Linked DNA regions of Homo sapiens: region 1 is linked to region 2. Evidence: chromatin loops called from intact Hi-C (ENCODE). Cell type or tissue: psoas muscle. All regions are shown on one strand. Each heading gives the region's core, and the rest is flanking DNA. Links, peaks and the distances in the headings are about the cores only. Region 1 overlaps FLNB (filamin B). Region 2 has its middle 5.8 kb from the start of RPP14.

Evidence for each region. A loop is a pair of places that touch in the nucleus more often than their neighbours do. Peaks named below come from ENCODE experiments on the same cell type or tissue, not always from the same donor. Only the 100,000 strongest peaks of a DNase experiment are listed, where the experiment ranks them.
Region 1: a loop joins it to region 2, with 2.7 times the contacts of the local background. A loop is called at or near these places in 33 of 110 quality-filtered maps.

Annotation. Positions count from the first base shown.
Region 1 is chr3:58,013,003-58,015,908 of GRCh38, reverse strand. The region is part of intron 1 of FLNB (filamin B); the gene reads right to left. Among named protein-coding and RNA genes, the nearest start is that of FLNB, 6.0 kb to the right of the region's middle. RefSeq lists enhancers at 252-765, 766-1,278, 1,279-1,792, 1,819-2,319. In psoas muscle, for the core only: no CTCF peak of the experiment used is centred there; a DNase peak (open chromatin) is centred at 1,488.
Region 2 is chr3:58,298,953-58,301,858 of GRCh38, reverse strand. No RefSeq gene overlaps it. Among named protein-coding and RNA genes, the nearest start is that of RPP14, 5.8 kb to the left of the region's middle. In psoas muscle, for the core only: a CTCF peak has its summit at 1,549 (motif pointing right); no DNase peak of the experiment used is centred there.

The sequences.
Region 1 (2,906 bases), core at 126-2,625, 290 kb after region 2:
TGTTTGCCTGCCTAATTCTAGTCACGCTTTAGGTCTTAGCTGAAAGGTCCCTTCCTCCAGGGAACCTTCTAGATTACCCATACCCAGCCTAGGGGCAGGTGCTCCTCCTTTTCAGAGGGCTTGGCACCTAGATCCTTGCTACTTACAGCACGGTGCACAGACAGCAGGATCTGAAGCTGACTGGAAACGCAGAATCCCAGCCTACACCCCAGCACCTACTCAATCAGACCTGCATTTTTAACAAAGTCCCCAGGTGATGAGCATGGGCCTGAAGGTTTGAGCAGCTCTCCTCTGCATGGCTCTCCCTGCTTGCTTGTCTCTTCTCCTCTGAGCAGTATCTGAGGCAAGCAAAGGACATGATCCTCTCATTCCTGTTGTCCTAGCACCCAGCACAGGGCCTGGTTCAGAGATGGGCTTTCATATATTTGTTGAATGAGGAAAGGAAGAAAGGATCTTGGGAGACATCTTCATCAGACGTTCTGAACTTGGAGAAAGGGAACAGCTAACACACCAGATGACAGCAATAGGATTCCAAAAATATCTGGACTGGCCAGAGAATAGACAGAAGACAAGACAAAGTCCTGGACTTGGGTCCAAAAGCACAATATTCATAGTGATAATGACAACACTGTGCTATAACTTAACCTCATCAAATATAATGCTCCCAGCAACTCTAAGATAGCAACTATTTTGCTCTTGCATTTTATAGACAGGGAAGCAGGCACAGAAAGGTTAAAGCAGTGGACTAGAGTTGCACAGCTGGTATCAGGCAGAGTGCGGATTAGAATCCAGACAGTCTAGCTTCAGACCGAGGCCCTGAATCACTAGGCTACATCCAGTTTTGCCTAGGATATGCTACCTGGAAACTGATGTAGCAAAGTTGGCTGGGTCCGGTGGCTCACGCCTGTAATCCCAGCACTTTGGGAGGCCGAGGCAGGTGGATCACGAGGTTGGGAGTTCGAGACCAGCCTGACCAACAAGGTGAAACCCCATCTCTACTAAAAATACAAAAATTAGCCAGACATAGTGGCGCACGCCTGTAATCCCAGCTACTCAGGAGGCTGAGGCAGGAGAATTGCTTGACCCCGGGAGACAGAGGTTGCAGTGAGCCGAGATCACGCCACTGCACTCCAACCTGGGCGACAGAGCAAGACTCCATCTCAAAAAAAAAGAAAAAGAAAACGCAAGGTGACTGGCACCCTGACCATGGAGCTACTGGAGGCAGGGCCTAAAGGCTCCAGGCCCTGGGTATCTGCTCCCCTAAGGAGCAGGGCAGCCATCCTCAACTAAGCCAGCAGCCCACTCCATGGTACCTGCCTCACAGCACAAAACCAGGACCCAAGAGACACAATTTGGCTCCAAATCAAAGCCCTCCTTTAGCTCAGACTCTCCAAGAACGAAGGCGGCTGCCGACTGGCATGCTGGCTCCGCCGTTGCTGGGAGAACTCCACAGAGGCCCAACCACCATCTGGAAGTGATTTGGCCCAGAGATTCCTGAAAGGGGTGGGAGGCTGGAATGACCAGACGCCTGGAGCTCCCTGTCCAGCTTGGAAACAAAGCTGGTGTGAATGGGCCCTGGAGGCAGCCATAACATAGCAGGGGGCAGCCCCTTTCAAGGAGGTGACACCCTCTAGGCAGTCCATAGCCGTATTTTAGCAAGTAGGATCAACCTTAGCCAACCAAGCTGTTCTCCCCAGAGCGCGCTGATTTCAAATGCCCTTTCAGTGTGCAAACCTTTCCGGCATGACTTTTGAGATTATTAAACAGTGCCTTATTTAATTAACAGGCATTCACAGAGCACTTACTATGTACCATAAACTGTGCCAAGCACTTTAAAAATTATTAACTTGTTTAATCTTTATAACAGCCTTTTAAGAAGGTAGTTATTATCCCCATTTTAGTGATAAGGAAACCAAGGCACAGAAGTTTCTAATAGCTACTTAGTGGCAAGTGGGATTTGAACCAAGAATCCTTGCTCTTAACTACTACACAAGTGACATTGAATGCTAATGTGCCACCTTGTACATGGCCCACAACTTGTTATTAATAATTCTGACAAAGCATGCTACTTTGCTACTTTTTTTTGAGATGGAGTTTTGCTCCTGTTGCCCAAGCTGGAGTGCAATGGCATGATCTCAGCTCAACACAGCCTCTGCCCTTGGATTCAAGCTATTGTCCTGCCTCAGCCTCCCACGTAGCTGGGATTACAGGCATGCACCACCACGGCCATCTAATTTTGTATTTTTAGTAGAGATGGGGTTTCTCCATGTTGGTCAGGCTGGTCTCAAACTCCAGACCTCAGGTGATCCACCCACCTTGGCCTCCCAGGGTGCTGGGATTACAGGCATGAGCCACCACGTCCGGCCAACTTTGCTACTTTTTAAGCACTCTCTGTACTACCCAAAAGACATGCTGGCATCTGCTAGACATGCAAGAAAGAGCAGAACTTAAGGTTATTTGGAAATTATTTTGGTAGTAGTAGCACAAAAGGGAGAGGAAGGAAAAGGAGCTGACTGGACCAGTGACCCACCACCCTGGAAGCTGCCTAGTGACCCGAAGTCTTGGGAACACGCACCCTGCCTGCTCTGGCGCTGGCCTGGTTTAAGTCAGTCAAGTAAACTTTAGGGTTAGACCACATCCTCTGAAAAGGAAACAATTCCTTTCTCTAAAGGCCCAAAACAAAACACACCACCCAAACTTCTAGGCCTTGATCATCATTCTTGGGCTGAGAGACCCCTTTTCCTCCCAGCTGGCTGGACTGCCCCATGTCAGAAAGGTTTTTGGAAAAACAAGTAAATAAAACTGCCAACTCCTGGCAAACAGCTGGAATTAAAGACACTGAGTCCTCACTATGAACTGCCCATCACATAACAAGAAACGTAAGGAAATTTTCAACTTTTGGATGG
Region 2 (2,906 bases), core at 108-2,607:
TCCAATCATCCCACAGAACTGATGCTTACGGTTTCTTTTGAGTATATGTAGAGATTGACCTTCTCATCTTAAAATTTGAGAAGTTACATTTGTCTTATCTGAGTTCCTTTCTCAGTAAACCAACCATGAGGCTTCCCAGGTAGTATCAAGGAGCTGAAACTCACCAGATCACTGCATTTGGACAATGACAGTCCAGACCCTTCACCCTTCATGACTGCCTGTCTCCCACGACCTGCTTTCTGTTGACCAACTCCCCTTCCTTATCCTTCCCTGATTCCTGTTTTCCTGCATTTGTTATATTTCTGCTGTATAAACTCCTAATTTTAGTCAGTCAGGGAGATGGATTTGAGACTGATCTCCCATGTCCACAGCAGCAGCTCTCAAAGAAAGCCTTCTTCCCTGGCAATATTCATTGTTTCAGTGATTAGCTTTCTCTTTGGTGAGCAGCAGGACCTAGAAGCAACACTTGGTGTTTCAGTAACAGATTCAGCTGAGTCTAGCCTCAGCTGGATCCCATGGGGAGTCCTGGAGCATAAATGATACTAAGGAAGCTTCTAGGCTTTGAGGCAAGGGGGCCAAGCCTTCTATAGGTGTCATTGGCTGCTACCTATAGGGTTGCCAGATTTAGCAAATAAAAATATAGGATAGGCCAGGCACGGCGGCTCATGTCTGTAATCACAGTGCTTTTGGAGGCTGAGGCAGGAGGATTGCTTGAACCCAGGAGTTCTTACCCGTATGTATGTGTGCAAATGCACAGAAATCCCAGTGGACTGACTGATGGGGGAAGGGTGGGGCTGTGCAGAGGGTGTAAGAGACTTTCATTTTTTCAGCAATCTTTTTGTTTGATTTTTTTTTTTGAGACAGAGTTTTGTTCTTGTTGCCCAGGCTGGAGTGCAATGGCACAATCTCAGCTCACTGCAACTTCTGTCTCCCAGGTTCAAGCTATTCTCCTGCCTCAGCCTCCCAAGTAACTGGGATTACAGGCATGCACCATCACACGGGGCTAATTTGTTTTTTGTTTTTCGTTTTGTTTTGTTTTGTTTGAGTCGGAGTTTCGCTCTTGTTGCCCAGACTGGAGTGCAATGGCCCGATCTCTGCTCACCTCCACCTCCACCTCCTGGGTTCAAGCAATTCTCCTGCCTCAGCCTCCAGAGTAGCTGGGATTACAGGCATGCGCCACCACGCCTGGCTAATTTTGCATTTTTAGTAGAGACAGGGTTTCTCCATGTTGGTCAGGCTGGTCTTTAACTCCCAACCTCAGATGACCTGCCTGCCTCGGCCTCCCAAAGTGCTGGGATTACAGGAGTGAGCCACTGCGCCTGGCCTAATTTTGCATTTTTAGTAGAGACAGGGTTTCTCCATGTTGGTCAGGCTGGTCTTTAACTCCCGACCTCAGATGATCTGCCTGCCTCGGCCTCCCAAAGTGCTGGGATCAGGTGTGAGCCACCGTGCCCGGCTGTTTGATTTCTTTTAAAGTGACAGCATCATTTTGGTAACACTAATAATTATTAAATAAAAAATCAGGACCTGCTACTTACGTAGTTAGGCACAAGAGGGAGCTGTGGACCACACCTATCTTGTTTGTTTTTTCTCTGCAAAAACAAGCAAAAATACAGAATTCCCAGTTAAATTTGAGTTTCAGATAAACAATGAGTGGGACATCTTTATACTAAAAATGTATTTGTTGTTTATCTGAAATTAACATTTAACTGGGCATCCTGTATTTTATCTGGCAACACTTGGACATAAGAGGAGAAAAGGTATAGCTTCGCAGGCACCTCCAGTCATCTGAGGGTGGCTCAACTGGGCAGCCAACCCAGCAGGTGGGGGGTGGATGCAGCAGTCAGTAAAGGGGACCTGGGAAGGACATAAGCACACCCGTTTCGGGCAGGAACTCTGGGGGCAGTGCACCAGACAATGGTAAAAAAGACTAAAAGCCCTTTCCTAGACCATCAAAACCACCCCCATCACCCAGGGAACAGCAAGACAGCCTGGTCCCCTGCCCCAGCACCCACCCCTCTGCCAGCAGCTACTGGAGGACATCTTTTCTCCTTCAGTCATTCCCCTGCTTGTCTGGGGGTTATAGCTGGAGCCATGCTGTTTAACTTTGTCTCACCCAGCATTTCTGAACTGTATTTAAATGACGGAGGAAACTTTCCTTGGAAGTGATCTTAGAAATCTCCCTCCTAAAAAAATGGCTCCAGGGCCCCAGGAAGGGAGATTTTGGGGAGGGGATAACGACCCTGTAATAAAGCAGCCCGTTTCTGGAGGGGCCTTAAATCCTTTCTTCAAATTCAGAGACCTTCTCCTGGGGGTTCAAAGAGGTCCTTACAAAGAGATTTGTACCCCGTTTTCTCTGGAGGACTCTGCATCCCTGTTATAGGAACCTGAGGGCTCTGTGGGTTTGGACCTAGAAGAGCTCCAGGGAAAAGAGCAGGAGGAGTGGGCAACAGTAATGTCTAGCATAGCCCCAATTGTGTTATAAAAAAAAAATCCACAAAGCCAACCAGTTTTACACTGCTTACCCGTATGTATGTGTGCAAATGCACAGAAACCCCAATGGACTGACTGATGGGGGAAGGGTGGGGCTGTGCAGAGGGTGTAGGAGACTCTCCTTTTTTAAGCAATCTTTTTGTTTGATTTCTTTTAAAGTGACAGAGCATCATTTTGGTAACACTAATAATTATTAAATAAAAATCAGGACCTGCTACTTACATAGTTAGGCACAAGAGGGATCTATGGACCTATCTATATGCTGCGCCTTCCATGCTGGAAGAAAAAAATGCCTCCTCAGCCCACCCCCAAGGCAGGAGAGCCGGACCTAGAAAGCAGGCTCCCATCCCTTATCTGAAATCCTAAAAAAAAAAAACAACTGGAAACCAAGTATCTTCATCCAGCGCCAATGC